Regions from separate parts of the Homo sapiens genome. Here regions 2, 3 and 4 are each linked to region 1. A link is a contact called in ENCODE Hi-C or POLR2A ChIA-PET data. All regions are on one chromosome and are shown on one strand. The core of a region is the stretch at or near the end of the contact, and the rest is flanking DNA. Distances in the headings are between cores, read along the strand shown. Region 1 holds the start of CNTROB (centrobin, centriole duplication and spindle assembly protein). Region 2 holds the start of BORCS6 (BLOC-1 related complex subunit 6). Region 3 holds the start of ATP1B2 (ATPase Na+/K+ transporting subunit beta 2). Region 4 holds the start of SHBG (sex hormone binding globulin).

The links. Hi-C counts contacts between places; a loop is a spot of excess contacts on that map. ChIA-PET counts read pairs that join two places held with the same protein, here RNA polymerase II (POLR2A). Pooled maps may share reads with other maps.
Region 2: a pooled map shows a loop between it and region 1 (6-fold over the local background). The contact joins the promoter of BORCS6 here to the promoter of CNTROB in region 1. A Hi-C loop is called at or near these places in 9 of 50 pooled maps. POLR2A ChIA-PET finds 5 or more read pairs at or near these places in 5 of 52 experiments (B cell, HEK293T, MCF 10A and 2 more).
Region 3: a loop to region 1 is called in a pooled map, with 4 times the contacts of the local background. The contact joins the promoter of ATP1B2 here to the promoter of CNTROB in region 1. A Hi-C loop is called at or near these places in 4 of 50 pooled maps. POLR2A ChIA-PET finds 5 or more read pairs at or near these places in 4 of 52 experiments (BJ, GM12878, activated CD4-positive, alpha-beta T cell and 1 more).
Region 4: a pooled map shows a loop between it and region 1 (4-fold over the local background). The contact joins the promoter of SHBG here to the promoter of CNTROB in region 1. A Hi-C loop is called at or near these places in 1 of 37 single-sample maps with no recorded cell type and 5 of 50 pooled maps. POLR2A ChIA-PET finds 5 or more read pairs at or near these places in 3 of 52 experiments (GM10248, activated CD4-positive, alpha-beta T cell and activated T-cell).

Annotation. Positions count from the first base shown.
Region 1 is chr17:7,930,896-7,933,869 of GRCh38, reverse strand. CNTROB (centrobin, centriole duplication and spindle assembly protein) reads right to left here and starts at 1,664. Exons shown (of 19, transcript NM_053051.5): 1 at 521-1,664. The coding sequence starts at 790. TRAPPC1 (trafficking protein particle complex subunit 1) reads left to right here and starts at 1,924. Exons shown (of 4, transcript NM_021210.5): 1 at 1,924-2,139; 2 at 2,294-2,364; 3 at 2,721-2,859. The coding sequence starts at 2,041. RefSeq lists a silencer at 616-793 and enhancers at 721-850, 981-1,270, 1,301-1,360, 1,581-1,630, 1,971-2,210.
Region 2 is chr17:8,188,659-8,191,777 of GRCh38, reverse strand. It overlaps BORCS6 (BLOC-1 related complex subunit 6), which reads left to right and starts at 1,598. Exons shown (of 1, transcript NM_017622.3): 1 at 1,598-3,119. The coding sequence starts at 1,638. The coding sequence ends at 2,711. It overlaps LOC124903913 (a long non-coding RNA gene), which reads left to right. Exons shown (of 2, transcript XR_007065604.1): 2 at 1-503. RefSeq lists enhancers at 1,139-1,784, 1,527-1,806, 1,785-2,431 and silencers at 1,917-1,966, 2,167-2,226, 2,297-2,346.
Region 3 is chr17:7,649,651-7,652,443 of GRCh38, reverse strand. ATP1B2 (ATPase Na+/K+ transporting subunit beta 2) reads right to left here and starts at 1,518. Exons shown (of 7, transcript NM_001678.5): 1 at 814-1,518. The coding sequence starts at 925. RefSeq lists enhancers at 948-1,590, 1,865-2,365, 2,366-2,793 and a silencer at 1,459-1,608.
Region 4 is chr17:7,628,701-7,631,890 of GRCh38, reverse strand. SHBG (sex hormone binding globulin) reads right to left here and starts at 1,756. Exons shown (of 8, transcript NM_001040.5): 1 at 1,608-1,756; 2 at 1,384-1,475; 3 at 1,022-1,211; 4 at 530-691; 5 at 143-302; 6 at 1-12. The coding sequence starts at 1,718.

The DNA of each region.
Region 1 (2,974 bases), core at 415-2,914:
TCATTTTCAAACTCTGGAAGACCTAACCAGTCTGCAAATTGACTCTGACACCTTTTCTATACAATACTAATAACTATCTTCTCTGTAACATGTTGTAGTTGACTAAGCTATGTCTTAATGATGTACATGCCAAAGTTGGAACCATACTATCAACATAGTGTTGAGCTGGAAGGATCGGAGCTGCTATCCTAAGTCCCTAGCTCCCTCTTGGGATCAAGAAACCTTACCCATTCCCAGTGCACGGGAAATAGCTCACCAACCTACCCCATAGGTTTGCTCTATCTACTCGGAGCAGAGATGTCTCTCACAAAAAAACACTGGGAAGTTTCATAATTTTCAAATTATGGTGTCCCAGGTCACTCCCTCCCTTATAAGCATGGCTGCCTATGCAGTTAAAAGGAATATGAAATCCAACAGGAAGAGTTCAAATCTCATCAAAGCTTTTTATTTTTACCAACCCCAATCCCAAGACTCTCTGGTGTCTAGTGCCACAGTGGTCTCCAAGACACACTTCCCTCACCTTTTTCTTCAAGTTCTTTTCCAATCCGACTGACAAGCTTCGACTCAATTCTTGGGCGAAGCCGTCTAACCCTTCATGAGGCGGGGAGGTGGAGGGTAAATACAGCTGGGCTCGGGCCGTGGCCTCCGCCTGCCGGCTGAGGCGCAAAGAAGCATAGAGCTGGGAGGTCACTTCAGACGACACTTGGTTGAGCCCAGGGGGTTCTGATGAATCACTCAGGAGATCCTCCGCCCCGAGGGGTGAACTGGGGCTGTCAGCTGATGTTGCCATGAATACAGGGAAGAGACAACCGGAGACAGCAAAGAGCTGGGAGGTTCTGCTTTAGCAAAGTCCAGGAGGAAAAGTTCACGGAGAAAGACTTGGGAGAAGGGAGGAAGACTCCACGCCAAGGATCCTTGGTGAATTAAGGATATCGAGGCTTTCTGGTTAGAGGAAAGGTTTCCACCAGTTCCAGGGGCCATGGGAGTGGGCAAAAGCATCCCTTTCCCCAGCTCCTGGGAACAGCGTTAAGAGGGTGCAGCGCAGAGCGGGTGCGGACAGAAGACCTACTGTGGGACAACAGCGCTGCTGAAGCTCCTCTTCCCGACTACGAGTGCTGGAAGCTGCAGATCAACTCCGGCACAGGCTATCCCCGGTCAACTGAGCTCTTAAGTTCTCACACCCAAAACGTCCCAACGGAAACGGACCCAAATCCACTAGGAGCCCAATTTCTGTCCCCCTGCCCTACTAGTCCCTCAATTGGTTCCAGTCTCAAGAGAGGGCGGAACCTCACGCTCCCCCATCCCTTCACCCGTTCTACCCAGGGTCAGCTCCAGCTCCCTTGTACTTTCCCTTCGACCCCTCCTGGCAAGAAAGCCATAGCGAGCTTCCTTGTTCCCTAGAATCTCTCCCTCCCGACCACCCCAAAAGAAACCTTGTGAACCCTCAGTCACGCCCTAAGTCGTCCCTAAGAAGCACGCCGCCCTCAAGCCTAGCCCGAGATCCTCTGCCCCGACGACCACCTGGTTCCGCCTACTCTCCACCCTTCCAGTCCTCAGTCCCCAATTTGCCAAAGTGGGGGGCAAGCGATTGACCTCCTCCCCTGAGATCCCCCTCTCACGCCTCCCCCTACGCTCAAAACCGTTGGCAGCCTCCCGCCCACTGTCCACGGCTCCGCCTCTCTCGCCTCGATGACGTCACCCGCCCGCGAGACCACGCTCGCAGACACTCACATCACTTCTGTATCCCGAGCGCCTGGCCGCGCGTGCGCGGCTCCGGTGGCCACAGATTGGCTGAGGGAGGGAGGCGGAGTCTGACAAGCAGCACTGGAGCGGAGTTAATGCCCAGCCGCGGCCGAGCGAGAACCCCCCTAAGGGGCGGAGCTCCGTGGAAACCGGAAGTAACTCTTGACGGGCACTCGGAGCAGTTCCGGTGAGTCCGTGGGTGGGGTCCCCACCTGGTTGGAAGGCTGTGGGTCCGGGAACCCGAGCCCAAGGAGTGGGGGCGGCCCCGGAGCGAGGCTCACACTCCCTGCCCTGCAGATGACTGTCCACAACCTGTACCTGTTTGACCGGAATGGAGTGTGTCTGCACTACAGCGAATGGCACCGCAAGAAGCAAGCAGGGATTCCCAAGGAGGAGGTGACGAGAGGGCCCCGGTGCAGCCCGGGCGACCTCTCATCTCCAAACACCTATAGTCCCAACCCAGCCCCTCCTCTCCAAACCCCAGCTCGTTCCCACCCCCCACCCCATCTCCCGCATCAACCGAGAGCTAACTCTGCCCCTCTCCCTCCAGGAGTATAAGCTGATGTACGGGATGCTCTTCTCTATCCGCTCGTTTGTCAGCAAGATGTCCCCGCTAGACATGTACGCGGAGTCAGAGAAGATGTTGGGAGGAGGGCTAGCCTTGGGAATTTGGGGATGGGGGAAACTTTCTGAAGTGGAAGGAGCATTGGCCTCCAGAGGGGGGAAAGGGTACTTAAGAGAGGCTGAGTCCGGAGCGAGAGTGCTGGAGCTGGCAGGAGTGGGGGTGGGGAGGGTCTGAAAGTAGAGAAGTTGGTGGGGGCTAAATTGAGGGGTGACGATGGGCGATGTCTTTACTCAACCAGGCTTCTACAAAGGATATGTTTAGATAAAGAGGGAGTCGATGTTTGCGGGGATCAGAAGTGTCTCTTTGGGAGAGATTCTGCTCCCATTCTTTAACACCCTCCTCATCTCTGCAGGAAGGATGGCTTCCTGGCCTTCCAAACTAGCCGTTACAAACTCCATTACTACGAGACGCCCACTGGGATCAAAGTTGTCATGAATACTGACTTGGGCGTGGGACCCATCCGAGATGTGCTGCACCACATCTACAGTGCGGTCAGTGCCAGCCCCAGGGACCCATCCCCCAGAGCTCTTCAGAACCCCAAGACTCCCTCATCTCCCCTGCCCCAATCCTACTATATGTTTGCTCAACTCAAGAGTTTTCTCAGGG
Region 2 (3,119 bases), core at 349-2,848, 260 kb before region 1:
CTGGGGATAGTAGTGCTGGGAAGTTCTGGGGAGTTGCACTTCTGAATGCTGGCATGACACTGCCTCAAGACATCTCTCTATCCAAATGGAAAAAACAACCACATCCTTTGTCAGCTAAGGAGAGTTAGCAAACTGTTTTTATTAAATACTGATGTCTGGCCGGGCACGGTGGCTCACGCCTGTCATGCTAGCACTTTGGGAGGCCGAGGCGGGTGGATCACTTGAGGCCAGTAGTTCAAGACCAGCCTGGCCAACATGGTGAAACCCCATCTCTACTAAAAATACAAAATTAGCCGGGCGTGGTGGCGGGCGCTTGTAATCCCAGCTACCCGGGAGACTGAGTTAGGAGAATCGCGTGAACCCAGGAGGCGGAGGTTGCAGTGAGCCGAGATCGCGCCACTGCACTCCAGCCTGGGTGACGGAGTGGGACTCTGTCTCTAAATACATAAATAAATAAATAAATAAATAAATAAATAAATAAATAAAAATACTGATGTCTCCAAGCTTTGGCTATGTGTTGCAATGTACAACCTTTCCAATGTCGCTGCACCATTGCATTTAGAGGAAATCTCCATTCCCTAACAGGAACTACAAGGCCCCCTGCATGACGTGGCCCCTGCTGCCTGTTCAGCTCCTTGGCTCGAAATCCTTCCCCTTATCTTGCTGATTTTGTTTTAGTCCCAATGTCTCCTGCCCCCTCACCTCAGTTTCTTGAATACGTCAAGACTTCTTTGTCTCTGAGAGGTAGCTCAAGTTTTCTTCTCTCTGCCTGGGGGGTGGCTGCGTCTTTTTGGTTCTTTTTAGTTAAAAGTCTCACCAAAGAGGTATTTTCCTGACCCCTTACCTAAACTAGTGCCTGCTCAGTTATATTCTCAATCATAACACTTTATTTCCTGTATAGCACATATCAAAATTTGTGATCATTTCATTTGTTGAATATTTTACCTCGTGGCAAAATCACACGCCATCCTCCAAGGGGCGAGACCCCTCAGTGTGAAAGGGGCAAGAGACACAGAACAAGAGTGACAAACGCATAGGAAAGCCCAGAGGCCGCTGCCTTGACCACAGTGGGTCGCTCTGAGCAGTTCAGTGGTTAGGTCTCTTAACCAAGAAAGATAGAGCAAACCATTCATGCTCATGCTGGACTTCTGGTTTCCTTCTTTTTAGTCAACTAGGTTCAACCCTGATGGTCCAAGAAGGATATGCCATTTTCATCCTAAGAACCTCTCTAGGAACCCCAAGTGGGCTCCCCACTTGGTATTTTTGCTAAGCAATCACTGTTGGGGGGGGTACAATTACAGGCAGAAAGGATCTGAGCCCCACCCCTCGGGACTCAGGAATTTGAGGACCTTGGTCTTTAAGATCTGCCCCATCAGCTTTCAGAAAGGGCGGGGCGACGGGAGCAGCTGTCACCTCCTTCTCTCCACCCTGCCGGCGTTCACGTGTGTTCCGCTGTGCAGTAACAGCTCTTCTTCCGGGACTTCCTGGTCGCCGCGACCAATCAAAATGCTTTTCCTGTCCTTACCATTGTCAGCCGCTGCCAATCGGCTCGCCTCTACCAACGCCCCTTAAAGGCGCAGCCACTGCCTCCGGAGCCGGGGCGAACCAATTCCTCCGTTGCGGCCCCCACCTGCAGTATGGAGTCGTCTCGGGGGCGGCCCGGGCCCGAGACGGACCTTCTGGCTGTAGCGGAACATCAGGCCCTAGTCTTTGGCGGCGGGCCGGGCCGAACGTCCTCTGAGCCGCCCGCAGGCCTCCGGGTGTCCGGGGAGGAAGAGACCGAGAACGTTGGGGGCGCGAACCGCCACCCCAGGACGTCCCCGAAGACGTCAAGCTGCGGCGTCGTCCACCGGCCGGAACGGGAGGCTCTGGAGAACGAGCCCGGCCCTCAAGGGACGCTGTCTGGGGCCGGGAGCCGCAGGGGGGCGCCGGGTGCAGAGCACGAACCTTCCCTGTCCTCCCGGCACAAGAACCCGGCGCCGCCCGAGGGCAAGCCCTCCTCCGGGAGGGACTGCCGTCGAGGGGGACCAGGCGGCGGGATGGATGTTGAGCAGCAGGAGGAGGAAGACAACGACGAGGAGGCGGCCGCGGGCAGCAGAGCCGGCCGCTCGTTCTCCAGCCGTCTTCAGGACAGCCGCAGCCTGGACGGGCTGAGCGAGGCGTGCGGTGGCGCCGGGTCCTCAGGGAGTGCCGAGTCCGGCGCGGGCGGCGGACGCCGCGCCACCATCTCCAGTCCCCTGGAGCTCGAAGGCACAGTGAGCCGCCACGGCGACCTTACCCACTTTGTCGCCAACAACCTGCAACTCAAGATCCGTCTGAGCGGCGCGCCTCCACCCCCGCCTTCTGCCCCTGCGCGGCCCTGCCCAGCGCCTGCACCCACACCCACACCGGCCATTCCCCCAATCGACCCCGAGGTGCTGCGGGATCTGGAGCGGTTGAGTCGGGAGCTGGGAGGCCGGGTGGACCGTCTGCTTCGCGGTCTGGGTGGCGCGGTGCAGGAGCTGACGGCGCTGAGCGTGGGTTGCATCCAGACCTACCGCGATGCTGTGGACTCCTTAGGTGAAGCCGTGGACATGAGCATCAAGGGCATGTACACCCTGCTGGCGCGCTGCGAGGAGCTGGAGCGGGCTCTGCAGCCGGTTCAGGGGCTGGCGCGCCAAGTCCGGGATATCCGACGTACTCTGGAGGTGTTGGAGGCCCTGTGCAAGTGACCAGGAGGACAGGAGAGGCCGGTCCTGGCCAGGGCAGGGCCCAGCAGGACCCTAAGGACTCTTCAGGGAGTCCTGGTGGGAAGTGCCCACTGAGGGGAGGCCTGTGTGTTGGAGGCTCTTCCAGATGCGTTCAGCTGGCCCGTGCCCACTCGCTGGGCCTTAGGCTGGTGTATGTGGGGAAGTTCTAACGGCTCTCCTGGTGGGAAGGGATGTTGCTCTGCTTGTATTCAGTTGGCCATCTGTAGCTACCCTGTTCTTCCCAACTCTCCTCCCTAGCTAGAGCACCAGCCCTGGGAACACGGGGCTTTAGGTCTGCTTGAAGGTGAGGACGTGACTCCCACATGTAATCAGGAGAAAGGGACAGAGGAAGCCCCAGCCCCCACTGTGGCTATCCTGACTCCAGTGGCC
Region 3 (2,793 bases), core at 269-2,768, 280 kb after region 1:
CCCCTGTGTCTCAACGTCCCAGCTTGACCATCCCTCTTGGAAGAATTCCACCCCTCACCTGCACCTGTGCCGGTCACCAGACCCCCTCCACCCCCCCAACCCCCGACCACTACAGCTCCCTGAGTCCTGCCATGGTCAGCCTGGGGAGGCTTCCAAGTCATCCGACTGTCACAGACACCTGGCTGGCTGATGCACACAAATCACCACAGCGACCACTCCTCCCTCCGTCACCGACATGGGAGCAAAACCTGCAGCCTCGGTAAAACTCATACTATCAGCAGCCCCCCAACCCACAAAGCAGTCCCAGAAGGCTCCCAAGGCCAGGCGGTGGGATACAGACAACTTCCGCCGTGAAGAACCCCCCTAACACACCCCCCAAGACCCGCCCCCTCATGAACGTTCCCAGGGTCCAGGGGGTGGGCACGAGCTAAAAATAGACGGGGCTGCGGAGCTAGTGAGAGCCGGAGGGAGGGAAGGGGCGCTCTTTGGAGGTGGGGGACGCCCGTGTGGAGCGGACAGGCCCCGAGAGGGAGTGTGAGCGCCGGCGCGGACACGCAGGCGGAGCTGGCGACCCCCCGCCCGAGGGGGCTCCGCGGGGGGCGGGAAGGCGGCTGTGACCTACTTTCTCCGCCTCCGCACGGCCAGCCGGGGAGATTAGACTGGCGATTCGGCCCCCTCCCAGCCCAGAGCCCGGCAGGGAGGCTGGACGCCGGGGACCCGGGAGGGGAGCTGGGGCCGCGTCGGCGGGACCCTGCGCCCCCGAGGCGTCGCCCCGCGGCTTTCCCCCGCCCCTTGCGTGCCGGCCCTGCGTACCCCAGCTGGTCCCGGTGCGGCCCATAAACTGGTGCGTCCTCGGGTTCCACACGAACTCCTTCCACTCCTCAACCACCTGCCCGCAGCTCTTCTTCTCTTTCTGGATGACCATCTTGGTGGCGCGGGGCGAGTCCGGGCGCGGGGCGGGGGGTTGCGGAGAAGCGGGGGCGCCGCGCGCTGAAGCCCTCCACACACCCAAAAGCACGGGGAGCGAAGGCGGCGCGGGCAAAGGAGACCCCCCTCAGATATGCAGCTGCTGCAGATTCCGGGGTGCACGACCACGCGCTGCGGGGTGCTGGCAGCGCGGCGGAAGATGCACCGATCCTAGGCCCCCCAACTGCGATGAAAAGGGGTGCTGTCAGAGCAGGGGAGAATAACAAGAGGAAGGGGTATGAATGCAGCTTCACCCCCCACCAAACCGTCTAGAAACAAAACGAAATGGGGTGCAAAAACAGACGGCTACAAAAACCGAGCAGAACGCAGAAAAAAAGCGGGGTACAAAAAGGCAGAGAGAGGTGGGGGAGGGGGCCGCCCCGAAATCCAAGATGCAAAGAAGCTGTGGAACGAAGCTCAAGGCTCGCTCCGCCAAGCGGAGACCACTGCACCGGTGGTGGCTCAGCCGCGGGGGTGGGGCGGGGACGCGCAGCTGGGGGACAGCCAGGGATGGGGGGCCCCCCAGGCGGAGGCTCCGCTCCTCAGCAGTGCGAGGCCCGCGGTCGCCGAGCGCGGTCTTTATACTCTGCGGCTCTGGGGGTGCCCGCCCCCTTCCCACCCCCAGAAGCTCCGCCTCCTCGCCACTGGCCCAGGCGACCTCATACATATGTAAATATGGAGAGGTTGGGCCCGCCCCCCTGACTTCTCTTAGGGACCTAGCTGTCTCTCCATTACCCCCACCCCAGGTACTAGACTGGGACAGGGTGGGAGGAAGAGATAGAGGGCGTGTCCGGGCGGAGTAGAGGGAAAGATAACCCCAGAGAAACACAACGGCAGAGAGAGAAGCCGATATATGCTCAAAGGTGGGGGCCCCAGGCAGGGAGTTAGAAAGAGACTAAGATACAGATGCGGCGGAAGAGTCCGGGAGCAGATGGGGCAGAATGTCAGAGGAATAAAGAGCTAGAGATCAAGAAAGAGAGCGAAGAGACCAGCCGGGAGGCTGGCCGAGCCAGGAGGGAAGCTAGGACAGGCCCCGCAGAGATGGATAAAGGCCACCCCCAGAGGGACGTTCCCCTGTTGGGAGCCGCTACCAGTCCCCCAGACGCCTCCTTCTCCAATCTCACAGCCCCTGTCCACACCACCTGGCTCTGTCCACGTGCAGAGGCTTCCCCATCTTCCCATCACGTCTCCCTGAAGCCCTCTCAACACCACATTCCCAGTCCCCAGCACTGCCCTGAGATCCCAGCCCTGCAGCCAGGTCTACTTCGGTTCTCTGCCTCCTGGCACCCCCACCCCCACGTCGGAACTCACCTCCTTATGTGTCTACTTGGGTCAACAAACATTTATTGAGCACCTCTATAGACTGTGTGCTGTAGCCCTGGGGAGGCCAGAGAGGTTACACTGAAGCCACATCTCTCACGGGGCTCACAGTCTAGGGCGGGAGTACACTTGCTCTACATACCACATGTTAAGAATCATTATCTCAAGCCGGGCACGGTGGCTTATGCCTGTAATCCCAGCATTTTGGGAGGCCGAGGCGGGCAGATCACGAAGTCAGGAGTTCGAGACTAGCCTTGCCCACATGGTGAAACCCCGTCTCTACTTAAAAATGCAAAATTAGGCCAGGCGCGGTGGCTCACGCCAGTAATCCCAGCACTTTGGGAGGCCGAGGTGGGTGGATCACGAGGTCAGGAGATCGAGACCATCCTGGATAACACAGTGAAACCCCGTCCCTACTAAAAATACAAAAAAAAAAAATTAGCTGGGCGTCGTGGCGGGAGCTTGTAGTCCCAGCTACTTGGGAGGCTGAGGCAGGAGAATGGCATG
Region 4 (3,190 bases), core at 507-3,006, 300 kb after region 1:
GCTGGGGAATGTCTGTGGGGAGAAATGATTATCCTGAGGCCTCAAAGCTGGGGTCTCAAGGAGGAAAGGGGCCAGTGGTAGAGGGGGACAGAGGCAGGCTGAGCTGGCCAGGGTGGGAAAAATAGACTCCGAGGAAATCTACCTCGGAGATTGAATTCTGCCTGAGTCCCTGGAGGGAGAAATATCCCGGGATTTGATTCTACATCACAGCTTCTGAGGCTAGTGGGGGCAGATGCTGAGATCTCGGCCTGTTTGTCCAGCCAGGAATCCCGGCGCAGGCAGCCATCCAGGGCAGGAACCAGCTGGAGTGTGACAGAGATAAGATACGGGGATGTAGAAATCAGGGCATCGGAGCCGCAGTCCCGACCTCCCTGCCCTCAGTTGACTCCCCTCTGAGCATTTGGCCTCCCCCTTGCAGCTCTCAACCCTTCCCTTCTCCCTAAAAGTGTGGACTTAGATTCCCACGGCCAGCCACCCAGCAGTGCTTTACCAAGTCTTGGCTAGGGTTCCACCCCTGGGGTGTAGTTACCGGCAACCGAAGGTTGGAAGCGGGGAAGAGCAGCCCCCCAAGCGCAATCCTCATGATGGGATGGCGTTTGCTGGTCAGGGGCCCAGAGACCTGTCTCAGGCGCAGCACCTCCTCCCCATCCACCTCCAGCAGCACAGAGTCCCCCTCCATCTTGACTTCCACCTGCAGGAAGGTGGGAAGCAAAATCAGAGGCCCCTGGGATCTGTTTCTGCCACCTTCCTGTGAGGCAGCCTAGTACTATAGTGGAAAGAACATGCCTTAAAGAAGCAGCTAGCATCCTTGGCCTTGGGTCACTCAGCTCTTGTCACTTATATACTGACTGAGCCTTAGAATTCCCATCAGAAAAGATGGGGCCAAGAATAGCTACTTTGTGGGGGTTCGTGTGGATTAAACGAGATGACAGTGGTAGAGGGATGCCCAATAACTTGGTTTTGTTCCCTTTCCTCAGACCAGCTCCAGACATCCCTCCCCTGAGGACCAGAGCTAGCTTACCTGGTGCCATCTCCCATCATCCAGCCGTGGTCCAGCACCCACCGTAAGCTGGGCCCAGTGATTGTGCAGTTGGATCTCAGGCCTGCCGTCTCGAAGTCCCAGCATAAACCAGTCATCCTTAGGGTTGGTATCCCCATAAAAAATCACTCCCTCTGGGTCCCAGGTTCGAACCTCAAAGGAGGAGGAGGTTCTGGAAGGACACAGAAGGAAAGATTGTGTATGTCATGTGTCCTTTGAGAACCAGTGTGGGTTTGGGGGAGATGGTGTTCACAGATAAGGAAAGGAAGACAGGGAAAAGAGAAGAGCTGATGGAGAGAGGGCAGAACCAGGGGACTGGGTCAAGGGCTAGGCCAACCCCATACTTTGTGATCTTGGTGAGGTCAAAGGTCATGACAGCGATAGGCTCTTGTCCTGGGCCATTGCTGAGGTGGACAGCCGGAGGGTCGTGGGCACTCTATCAGAAAGAGAAAACAAACAAAGCTGAGTAGGGACATGTCAGAGACAGACAGAGGGAGAGGCCCTGCTACAGGGCCAGAGGAGAGAAGGGAAGACTGCATGAGCTGAGTGCCCTGTCCCGCTCCTGCACCTGGGTGGGGAGAACAGGTCTCAGGGCCCATCCCTGGCGGGTGTGACGCAGTAGTAGCAACAGCAGCAACAGCAGCAGGCGCGAGGTAGCCAGTGGGCCTCTGCTCTCCATAATCAGCCACTGTCCACTCGGCGGCTCAGACAACTCTTGGGAGAATGTGTAGAGGCAGGCAGCCTTGCGTGTGGGCGGTGGAGGGTTAAAGGTTGCCCGGGGAGGAGGGGGTAAAGGAAACAGGGGCACTGACCCTTGACCCCTGCCCAGGGGCCCAGTCACAAGACTCAGCTATCACCCCTCTGGGGATCAATGGGGTGAAGGACAGAGTCCCCTCCACTATCATCCTCCACTGCCGAGAAAGTTTCTGAACTGGGAGAGGATATTCCATCTCCCCTCTCCTCCTCTAGGGCCTGATCTAGGTCCTCCAAGATTTCTGTCCACTCGGGGAGCCTGCATTCACAGGCCTGAGGTCTAGAAACAGTCCTCCCCTGCGTCCCAAGTAGCATCCTGTATCAGGACTAGAAATGAGATAATGGAATCCTAAATTTCTAGCTGAGTGACCTTGGGCAAGTCACTTCACCTCTGTGCTTCAGTGTCCTTGTCTGTAAAATGAGGAAAATAATACTTTACGGGGTGACTGTGAAAGAGGGTTCATTGAGAAAATGCAGGCACAGTGCCTGGCATCTGGTCTGAACTCCTCCCCCAGTCTTTTCCCAGGCCTCTGAGGCCTGTCTCCCAAGAAGGTATTGTCTGTGTGTATGATTCAGTGAATATTAAGAAGGGACCTGCCCCCCGCCTCTCAGTTATCTTCCCTTATCCATTTATTACAGGGCCTAAACAGTCTAGCAGTAGAAATCACCCACTCCCTGACCCATTTTATTTTATTTTATTTTATTTTATTTTATTTTATTTTAGACAGAGTCTTGCTCTATCACCCAGGCTGGAGTGCAGTGGCGTGATCTCGGCTCACTGCTGCCTCTGCCTCTCGAGTTCAAGCGATCCTCCTGTCTCAGCCTCCTTAGTAGTTGGGACTACAGGTGCACGCACCACCACGCCCAGCAAATTTTTTTGTGTTTTTAGTAGAGACGGGGATTTCACCACGTTGCCCAGGCTGATCTCGAACCTCTGACCTGAAATGATCCGCCCACCTCAGCCTCCCAAAGTACCTGGATTACAGGCATTAGCCACAAGGCCCGACCCTCCCTGACGCATTTTATTTTATTTATTTATTTTGAGATGGAGTTTCGCTTTTGTTGCCCAGGCTGGAGTGCAATGGCACGATCTCGGCTCACTGTAACCTCCACCTCCCAGGTTCAAGCGATTCTCCTGTCTCAGCCTCCCGAGTAGCTGGGAGTAAAGGCATGCGCCACCACACCTGTCTAATTTTTGTATTTTTAGTAGAGACGGGGTTTCACCATGTTGGTCAGGCTGGTCTCAAATTCCTGATCTCAGGTGATCCGCCTGCCTCTGCCTCCCAAAATGCTGGGATTACAGGTGTGAGCCACTGTGCCCACCCCATGACCCATTTTAAAATGCAAATGACAGACCGGGCTTGGTGGGTCACATCTGTAATCCCAGCACTTTAGAAG